Regions from separate parts of the Homo sapiens genome. Here region 1 is linked to region 2. Evidence: read pairs that join two places in POLR2A ChIA-PET (ENCODE). Cell type or tissue: PC-9. All regions are shown on one strand. Each heading gives the region's core, and the rest is flanking DNA. Links, peaks and the distances in the headings are about the cores only.

Region 1 (5,268 bases), core at 1-5,000, 390 kb before region 2:
TCAGCACCAGTGTCTACCAACCAATTCCACAACCCACCACACCGGGTAATTTGAAATACTAATACTACGAATCAATGTCTTTAAACCTGTTTGCTCCGGGCTCTGACTCTCACTCTGACTACTGTCATTTCTCTTGCCCTCAGTTTCCTCCTTCACATCTGGCTCCATGTTGGGCCGAACAGACACAGCCCTCACAAACACCTACAGCGCTCTGCCGCCTATGCCCAGCTTCACCATGGCAAATAACCTGCCTATGCAAGTAAGTGCGGCTGGTGGTGGCCTGCATAACCCAGGCCCCAGAGAAGTGAGGAGTGGCTCAGGGCCTGCGGACCTCATTGGCTGTGTCTGCACCCTTGAGAGCTTTTCGCACTACAGTGATTGGCTTGACCAGTCAAGTCGGAGACAGTCAATCCCATCACTTTTAAGTGATTGACTCATTAATTCATGCCCTAAAAAAATGAGTAATAAAAATCTGTCCAGTTTTGTCAGGTTGATCTGCCTTTTATTATACTGTTACCTTGATAATGTTGGGTGGTGGTGGGGCATGTTTTGGGTACCAGGGAGCCTTGCACCAGAAAGTGGAAATAATGCTGGCACATTATCAGATAGCAGATTAGTAGTTTAAAATTTGGGTTTATATTAATGTGTTTGTATGCTAAATATAGAATCTGTGCACGCATTTGGGGCATTACTTTGGGTATATGTGATAAACTAGTGAGAAAGAAAAAAGGATCAGAAATGGGATTCATATTTACATGGTGAGATATACATAATATAATGAGAATGCTAGTTTTCTGTCTGTATCTACAATAAGAAAAGGCATAGCAGGTATTTGCTGGAAATTTAGTGTGTCTTTGCTGTGAATGGTGTGACGAGTTTGTGGCCCTCCTAGCTGCCTGGGAAGCTTGATGCTATTCACTTGGTATGACAGCCTGCCTCTCCTCTTAGTTCTGTCCCAAATATCTATTAGCCCCTACATTTAGAGGTCCTGCACTAGGTTCACCCTTTATGATGTAAGTTGGATAAGGCAGATGGTTTGTACTAGACCTTTGTTGCTGGATGGATTCTTGATAGGAAAAATGTCTGTCTTCTGGTAGGCCTTTCCCAGTGGTTTTCCTAGAACTCCTGTTTGTGCAACAATTAGAGATATTAGATGGTACGATATTGGCCAGCATGAGCCTCTGCTGGAAACAGTTCTGGGGCTACACTGATTGTTTATTCTCCATTGAACATTTTTTGCTGGATTTCAAATCCAAATAACAGCAAAATAAATGTTTCACAGTCTTCAGACTAATATAGGAGCAGCTAGATAAGCAACTTCAGAGGAATTATTCACATGTTTATTTTTATTGCATCTGGATATTGTTGGCCATAGTGCAATTGATGTAAATTAAGGGATTAACAGCCCATTAGTTGGTGTTGCTATAACTGCGTTGGAATTTTCCAGAAGTCAGGTTGCCTAGAGGAACTCATTGCAGGAATTAGAAACAAATGCAAGCTGAAATTCTGGCAGGCCCTCAAGGCCTGTTTGCCTCTTTGAACTTGATGTTAGCATTCATCATCTGACTTTAATAAGGCCACAGAGTGTCTCGTTCAGTTTCATGTATTATAACAACATCCAGGTTTCTGTGAAGATAGCAAAATGTGTATGTGAGAAAATAATAAGACGAACAAGTAGATGCTGCAATTATATTAGGGCTGTTTCCACATACAGAGCGGTATGGGGAATCAATCTATTTCAAACACTGACTTTTAAAAATTACATAATTTGTATAATTCAAAAAGTACATGCATTCATTAAGCATAAAGAAAATCAAAATGATCAATAACTTTACTCTTCAGAGAAAACTACTCTTTGAATTTTGGAGTGGGTGAGCCCGATTGTCTATCCATTTATTCATTCTCTTGACCAAAATCATCATTTTACAAATGGTGGGTGTCTTCCTCTGGACCTTCTCTGATATGCTTCCCTCTCTGAGCATATGGATTTTGGAAATTAAACATTTCTCCAGTTTGCAGAGAAGAGAAATGATAGTATACTGTACTATCATCTGACCTGCTTGTTCCCGACACACTTCTTTTAATTCATCCCAAGTTTGCTGCCATGGCATAGTACCATGAGAGCTCATGAGGCGTTTTGTTAGGAGAAAGGTTTACCTCCTCAGTGCTGCCATTCCGAACAGTTCGAGGGTAGCAACAGTTTTCTAGTTATAAGTCAGTCTGGGCTTTTGGGTCTGTTAGGAAGTCATGGTTAATTCTCAGGATGGAGGTCGTTATATTTACTAACACTTCTGATCACTTTAACTTGGGGTCATTACAGATCTGCTTCTTCAAAGAATCTTTAATCCCATCAGTGAAAGGTTCCCAAGGTCCCTGAACCATACTTTACTGAGAGCTCCTCCCACTGCTCTCTGTCCCAAAGCTTGAGATATGGGCTCTGGGGGTCATAGGGTTCCCAAATAAATCCAGATTTGCAGGGAGAGGGGATGTGTTTTGATGAAGGTCCTCATGCTATAGGTTCTTCAAAGATGCTAGCAGAGGTTAGAGACAAAAATCCTATTAATTTATGGATAGTGGCAACCATCTAGCTGGACAGTTGTCAGAACCTAAAGTGCTTTAGAGGCTTGATACATAGGCAGCTTTCTTCTAGCTGTGGCCAGTGGAAGGACTAGCTCGAGGCCCAATCTTAGATTTATCATATGGAATTCCAGTACTTCACGTGAAGGCATCTTTAATGATCAGACTTGTTGGCAGAGTTCCTCGGGAGGAGGGAGCCTGGGGCTGTGGCTGTGTGATGTGTTCCTCAGTAACCACAGGTTTGCCTCTCTCCTCACAGCCCCCAGTCCCCAGCCAGACCTCCTCATACTCCTGCATGCTGCCCACCAGCCCTTCGGTGAATGGGCGGAGTTATGATACCTACACCCCCCCACATATGCAGACACACATGAACAGTCAGCCAATGGGCACCTCGGGCACCACTTCAACAGGTGAGCCACTGCTTTCTGCAGGCTGCACAGAGGCGATCTCTCTTCACTAGAAGTTTACCCAAACAGAATCTCCTGGTCTTATGGGAGGGCGTGTTTAACTCCTTGCTTTCCTTGTCCCTGGGGGATGGGGATTGAAAAGGGAAATTCAGTTAAGCTAATTAGTAACTTTACACCATATAGACAAAAACTAAAATTGTTTTTCCTGAATTTGGTCACAAAAGTTGTGTATGAAGACAAGGCCTGAGACTGCAAGTTTTCTGAGGACAGATTATTAGACGAAGCTCAGTAGGGGGCCCACTGAGCTGTAGGTGCGTGCTTGTTGAAATGCTTCTTGCCCTCATAGCTCCTCTAGACCTTTTGCTGGAAATAAAAAGTGACACATTGGTTTTCCAGAGACAGCTTTATTGTAAAAGTTCCAAACATGCAAACAAACAGAGGATTTTTTTTTTCTTTTCCTTTGGATTGGGGTGGGGGGTACTTGGGATCCAATAGGTATATATACATATATTGTCTAGTTTCTGAAGGTGCTACTTTTATTTGTAACAATTGAAGTGATTTTAATACAGTAAAAAATGTTAGAAAGTATTAGTTTTTTTTTTTTTTTTTTTTTTTGTAAACCTATAAATTTGTATTCCATGTCTGTTTCTCAAAGGGAATATCTACATGGCTATTTCTTTCATCCACTTCTAGGACTCATTTCCCCTGGTGTGTCAGTTCCAGTTCAAGTTCCCGGAAGTGAACCTGATATGTCTCAATACTGGCCAAGATTACAGTAAAAAAAAAAAAAAAAAAAAAAAGGAAAGGAAATATTGTGTTAATTCAGTCAGTGACTATGGGGACACAACAGTTGAGCTTTCAGGAAAGAAAGAAAAATGGCTGTTAGAGCCGCTTCAGTTCTACAATTGTGTCCTGTATTGTACCACTGGGGAAGGAATGGACTTGAAACAAGGACCTTTGTATACAGAAGGCACGATATCAGTTGGAACAAATCTTCATTTTGGTATCCAAACTTTTATTCATTTTGGTGTATTATTTGTAAATGGGCATTTGTATGTTATAATGAAAAAAAGAACAATGTAGACTGGATGGATGTTTGATCTGTGTTGGTCATGAAGTTGTTTTTTTTTTTTTTAAAAAGAAAACCATGATCAACAAGCTTTGCCACGAATTTAAGAGTTTTATCAAGATATATCGAATACTTCTACCCATCTGTTCATAGTTTATGGACTGATGTTCCAAGTTTGTATCATTCCTTTGCATATAATTAAACCTGGAACAACATGCACTAGATTTATGTCAGAAATATCTGTTGGTTTTCCAAAGGTTGTTAACAGATGAAGTTTATGTGCAAAAAAGGGTAAGATATAAATTCAAGGAAGAAAAAAAGTTGATAGCTAAAAGGTAGAGTGTGTCTTCGATATAATCCAATTTGTTTTATGTCAAAATGTAAGTATTTGTCTTCCCTAGAAATCCTCAGAATGATTTCTATAATAAAGTTAATTTCATTTATATTTGACAAGAATATAGATGTTTTATACACATTTTCATGCAATCATACGTTTCTTTTTTGGCCAGCAAAAGTTAATTGTTCTTAGATATAGTTGTATTACTGTTCACGGTCCAATCATTTTGTGCATCTAGAGTTCATTCCTAATCAATTAAAAGTGCTTGCAAGAGTTTTAAACTTAAGTGTTTTGAAGTTGTTCACAACTACATATCAAAATTAACCATTGTTGATTGTAAAAAACCATGCCAAAGCCTTTGTATTTCCTTTATTATACAGTTTTCTTTTTAACCTTATAGTGTGGTGTTACAAATTTTATTTCCATGTTAGATCAACATTCTAAACCAATGGTTACTTTCACACACACTCTGTTTTACATCCTGATGATCCTTAAAAAATAATCCTTATAGATACCATAAATCAAAAACGTGTTAGAAAAAAATTCCACTTACAGCAGGGTGTAGATCTGTGCCCATTTATACCCACAACATATATACAAAATGGTAACATTTCCCAGTTAGCCATTTAATTCTAAAGCTCAAAGTCTAGAAATAATTTAAAAATGCAACAAGCGATTAGCTAGGAATTGTTTTTTGAATTAGGACTGGCATTTTCAATCTGGGCAGATTTCCATTGTCAGCCTATTTCAACAATGATTTCACTGAAGTATATTCAAAAGTAGATTTCTTAAAGGAGACTTTCTGAAAGCTGTTGCCTTTTTCAAATAGGCCCTCTCCCTTTTCTGTCTCCCTCCCCTTTGCACAAGAGGCATCATTT
Region 2 (5,604 bases), core at 253-5,252:
TATTACAAGTATTAAACACTGAATATATAAACACCGTATTTTAACTATATCCATATCTGTGCAAAGATCAGCACAGTGCCTCTTCGCACAAGTATCCTTCATAAATATTTGTATATTTAAGCTGTGTGTTTAATATTTTCCCCAAAAGTACAAAATATGAAACTTACTGATTTTAGTCAGCAACATACAGGAGGAGAGATAAATTTTAGGTTTAGTCTGAGGTACTGCACTTAAGTGCCTTTTCTCTCATACTCTTTCCTAGTGAACAAGTATTTACTATGTCATTCTATTACATTGAAACTATGAAAAAATGATATGAAAATGCTTCAGCCCAATGATCTCCCTTCAAATACTTTTCAAATTGAGGAATGAGATATAGAGGAAACAAACACTAAGAGGAATGCATTCAAAAGAATACATTTGGAAAAAAAAAAGGATTTGTAGCTGCTATGATTTGAACGTGTGCCCAATCCAAAACTCATGTTAAATTTCATTGTCATTGTGACAGTACTAGGAGGTAGTACCTTTCAGCAGTGATTGGGCCATGACTGCTCTGCCCTCATGAATAGACTAATGTTATATTTCTGGAGTGGATTCCTTATAAAAGGCTAATTTTGGCCCCCCTTTTGCCTATGTAGCAGGCGCTTGAGTTTGCTAGTCATGGGATGGGACAGCAGTAAACAGAAAACTCTTGCCAGATGCTGGCCATTTAATATTGGACTTCCCAGCCTCCAGAACTGTGAGCCAATAAATTTTTTTTCATTATAAATGACCACTCTGGGTGCAGGGGGTCACATCTGTAAGTAATCCCAGCACTTTGGGATGCTGAGGCGGGAGGACTGCATGAAGCCAGGAGTTTGAGACCAGCCTGGGCAACACAGAACTCATCTCTACAACAAATTTTCATGGTAGCATGCAGTCCCAGTTACTCTGGAGGCTGAAGTAGGAGGATTCCTTGAGCCCAGAAGATTGAGGCTATGGTGAGCGATGATTGTACCACTATACTCCAGCCTGGGTGATGCAAAAAAATTGTCTCAAATAAATAAAAAGATTAGCTAGTCTGTGGTATTCTGATATAGCAGCATGAAATGGACTAAGACAGTAGCTATGAGACTTAAATATGGTCAAGGCCGAATCCTTAAAAAAAAAAAAAAAAAAATTCCTGGCTGGGTGCGGTGGCTCATGCCTGTAATCCCAGCACTTTGGGAGGCCAAGGCGGGCAGATCACCTGAGGTCAGGAGTTCGAGACTAGCCTGGCCAACATGGAGAAACCCCACCTCTACTAAAAATACAAAAATTAGCTGGGTGTGGTGGCACGTGCCTGTAATCTCAGCTACTCGGGAGGCTGAGGCAGGAGAATCGCTGGAATCTGGGAAGCGGAGGTTGCAGTGAGCTGAGGTCACACCACTGCACTGCCTGAGCAACAGAGTGGAGACTCTGTCTCAAAAAAAAAAAAAACAAAAAAAAGAATTCCTAATGCCGCTTTCTCTACCCTCCTTCTACTCTCCTGAAAGAAAACAGTTTTAATGTTTCACATACCAATTCTGTACTACCAAAAAGGGAATAAGTGTCATAACAACAAGAGATCAGAATCTCAGCAAAAAGAGACTTGGTTGGTGTTTGTGTTTTGGTTTTTTTTTTGCAAATGATTCTGGGGAAGGTCCCACTCAAGTACTGTCTTGCAATGCCCCAATATGACCACTGTTGAATTTCCATGACATTACAGTAGATACATATTCCAAACAGATTACCACTGAGGAATTTCAAAGAGCAGCATACACATAAACACTGAATAAAAGCTTATTATGGGTCATTTTTATTTAGAGTTTGCATGCATTTATGAGTCTAATAATCACTATTGCTTGAGGCACTCATTACCTCTAAAGATAATAAAAACTCATTTCTTCAGACATCTGTTGTGAAATAAAATTGTAAAGGTCAATTTGAGAGAATTATATAAATAATAAGGCATTAATAAATCTGACCACAATATCTGACAACTGAGACAGCACAGGCATTCCTCTCTGGGGTCTGCTGCTTTCCACCCCCAGCTTGCAAATAAAGGAAAATCTTAAGTTCCCTCAAGGAAAATTCAAGGCACTCAGCTAGCCCTGAGAAGTAAATGAGCAACTCAGTAAGCAAAAGGTCATAACAGCTTAAAATAATAGCCAAGGAAGTTAAAGTCACAAAATGTTTGGTTCCTTATGCCAGAGGTGTGTGAATCACAGCAACTCCATCTTGAATAGGAGCTGGGTAAAATGGGACTAAGACCTACTGGGCTGCATTCCCAGATGGTTAAGGCATTCTAAAGTCACAGGATGAGATAGGAGGTTGATACAAGATACAGGTCATAAAGACCTCACTGATAAAACAGGTTGCAGTAAGGAAGCCAGCTAAAACCCACCAAAACCAAGATGGCCACGAGAGTGACCTCTGGTGATCCTCACTGCTATACTCCCACCAGAGCCATGACAGTTCACAAATGCCATGACAACATCAGGAAGTTATCCTATAAGGTCTAAAAAGGGGAGACAGGAATAATGCACCCCTTGTTTAACATATAATCAAGAAATAACCATAAAAATGGGCAACCAACAGCCCTCGGGGCTGCTCTGCCTATGGAGTAGCCACTCTTTTAATCCTCTACTTTCTTAATAAACTTCCTTTCACTTTATGGACTCACCCTGAAGTCTTTCTTGCATGAGATCCAAGAACCCTCTCTTGGGGTCTGGATTGAGACCTCTTTCCTGTAACACCCAGGGAAACTAAAGAAAACATCTTAATATACGGCCCTGAGTTGTTTTTCAGAAACCTGGACCACCACCAAATGAATCTGCTGGTACACAGACTTCAAATAAGAAGAAACTGGAGACTGAACTCTGACTGTATTTCTTTGTTCTAAATTTCTTCCTGAGTGGCCTGGAGGAAGTCATGCCCATGGGACACACCTAATATTCTTTTATGCTGACCCCAAGTATTTACACAAAGCTCTGCTTCCTTAAACAACTGCAAATCAAAAAATGTTTGAATCCACCTATGATTTTGTAAGCCCCTGCTTCAAGATGTCCTGCCTTTCTAGGCCAAATCAATGTATATACTTCATGTGTTGATGTATGTCTTTGCATGTAACGTAACCTCTGTTTCCCTACCTTTAAAAACCCTTATATATAAGCCATAGAGGAGGTTGGGTCTTTAGCATGAGCTGCCCAATTCTCCTTGCTTGGCACCCTGAAAAAAGTGTCTCACTTTCTCTCACTACAAATCTTGATGTAACTGTTTGGCTTTGGTGAACCTGATGGGCAGACCCAAGTTCAGTTCAGTAACACAACTAGAAGAGCATTCCCCAACATTTTTCTTCATGAAGAAGAATGATACACACACACACACACACACACACACACACACACATGCATATATGCATATTAACTGAAAAGGACATTTGTGATTTTTAAGAATCTATAAAAAATTACCTTACTCAGGTCCTTTGGGAATGCTAGTGAATAGCTAAGAATTTAAAAGAGAATACCGTCATGTGCCAGATAACGATGCTGCAGTCAATGACAAACTGCATATACAATAGCAGCCCCATAAGATTATAATGGAGCTAAAAAATTCCTACTGCCTAGTGACATCATAGCTGTTATAATGTCACAGTACAATGCATTATTCACATTTGTAGAAATGCTGTTGTAAACTAACCTACTTTATAAACTTTATAAAGTGGAACCAGGTGTGGCAGCTCATGCCCGTAATCCCAGCACTTTGGGAAGCTAAGGCAGGAGGATCACTTGAGGCCAGGAGTTCAGGAACAGCCTGAGCAAGGTAGTGAGAGCTCATCTCTACAAAATAATTACAAGATTAGCTAGGCATGGTGGCACACGTCTGCAGTCCTAGCTACCCAAGAGGCTGAGGTGGGAGGTGCACTTGAGCTCAGGAGGTTGACGCTGGAGTTAGTTATGATCACACCACTGCCCGCTAACATGGGTGACAGAGCAAGACCCTGTCTCTATAATTTTTTTAAAAAACTTTGTAAAGTAAAAAATGTTACAATAAGCTAAGGCTAATTATTTAAAAAATATTTTTGTATAAACCTAGTGTAGCCTAAGTGTACAATGTTTATAAAGTCTACAATAGTGTACGGTGATATCCTAGGCCTTCACATTTACTAACCACTCATTGACACCCACAGCAACTTCCAGTCCTATAAGCTCTATTGATGGTATGGACCCTACACAGGTATGTATCATTTTTAATCTTTTATAGCATACTTTTACTGTACCTTTTCTATGGTTAGATATATTAGATACACAAATACCACTGTGTTACAACTGCCTATAGTATTCAGTACACTAACATATTGTATAGGTTTGTAGCCTAGGAGCAAAAGGCTATACCACAAAGCCCAATGTGTAGTAGGCTACACCGTCTATATATGGATGGCTTACGTAAGTGCACTCTGTGATGTTCTCACAGGGTGAAATTGCCTAACAACACATTTCTCGGAAAATATCCCGACCTTGAAGTGACACAGGGCTGTATCTAGTCAAAACCAATATGCTTTCCTAGAGCTCAGAATTTGGCTCCGTAATGTAACGGCAACTCTTGCTATGGAATCTTTGTGAATAATCCTATAAATTTATTTATGATGGAATCCTGCATTTAACATAGACAGCCCCATGGTTCTCAGAGAGTGCCTTAAAGTGATGTTTCAGTGTGCTTATGTGGCCAGCCACACTGACAGAACAATATGAAGAAACATACATCCCTTGGGTCTACTAAATCTCTAATGATTGCCTCCATTCTCCAGAAGAGCCATTTTAATACCATTAATATTTTTAAACAGACCTCTTGGTCTTCTGAACATATTTTTAAAACTTCTGCTAAATATCACTCTACCACTGACTGCCTTTGAGACAAAATTGAGAGATTGATTCTGAGATTCCTGATAGCTCCAAGAAGAAGAAGCAAAAGAGAAAAACAGAGGAGGAAGTGGGGGGGCGGAGGGGAAGCAGGAGGATGGGAGAGGTAGGCAGAGGAAGGGGAAGAGGGGGAGGTAGTGAAGAAAGAGGAGACAGCGGGAGAAGGGGAATAAGAAAACAGAAGAGGAGGAGGAAGAAAGAGAGGAAAAGGAAGGATAATGTTTTGAAAAAGAGAGAGAAGAGGCTAAAGAACACTGAAAGACAGTAAAGCTGTGCAATATTTGTGGTAGGTATTGGTGTTTTTCAAATAAAGAATTAAGATAACTAATTTACACTCCCACCAACAGTGTAAAAGCATTCCTATTTCTCCACAGCCTTGCCAGCATCTATTGTTTACTGACTTTTTCATAATCAACCATTCTGACTGGCGTGAGATGGTATCTCCTGGTTTTGATTTGCATTTCACTAATGACCAGTGATGATGAGCTTTTTTTCATGTTTCTTGGCCACATAAATATCTTCTTTTGAAAAGTATCTGTTCATATTCTTTGCCCACTTTTTGATGGGGCTGTTTGTTTTTTTCTTGTAAATTTATTGATGTTCCTTGTAGATTCTGAATATTAGACCTTTGTCAGATGGGTAGATTCTAAAAATTTTCTCCCATTCTGTAGGTTGCCTGTTCACT

The links. ChIA-PET counts read pairs that join two places held together with the same protein. Peaks named below come from ENCODE experiments on the same cell type or tissue, not always from the same donor. Only the 100,000 strongest peaks of a DNase experiment are listed, where the experiment ranks them.
Region 1: POLR2A ChIA-PET joins it to region 2 with 6 read pairs; 4 of 35 experiments call an interaction of 5 or more read pairs at or near these places.

The regions. Positions count from the first base shown.
Region 1 is chr11:31,788,429-31,793,696 of GRCh38, reverse strand. It overlaps ELP4 (elongator acetyltransferase complex subunit 4), which reads right to left. Exons shown (of 10, transcript NM_019040.5): 10 at 3,373-5,268. PAX6 (paired box 6) reads left to right here. Exons shown (of 14, transcript NM_001368894.2): 11 at 1-45; 12 at 144-259; 13 at 2,837-2,987; 14 at 3,678-4,671. The coding sequence ends at 3,763. Among named protein-coding and RNA genes, the nearest start is that of PAX6, 20 kb to the left of the region's middle. RefSeq lists a silencer at 277-490. In PC-9, for the core only: no CTCF peak of the experiment used is centred there; no DNase peak of the experiment used is centred there.
Region 2 is chr11:31,400,930-31,406,533 of GRCh38, reverse strand. All of the region lies in intron 2 of DNAJC24 (DnaJ heat shock protein family (Hsp40) member C24), which reads right to left. Among named protein-coding and RNA genes, the nearest start is that of DNAJC24, 34 kb to the right of the region's middle. In PC-9, for the core only: no CTCF peak of the experiment used is centred there; a DNase peak (open chromatin) is centred at 2,233.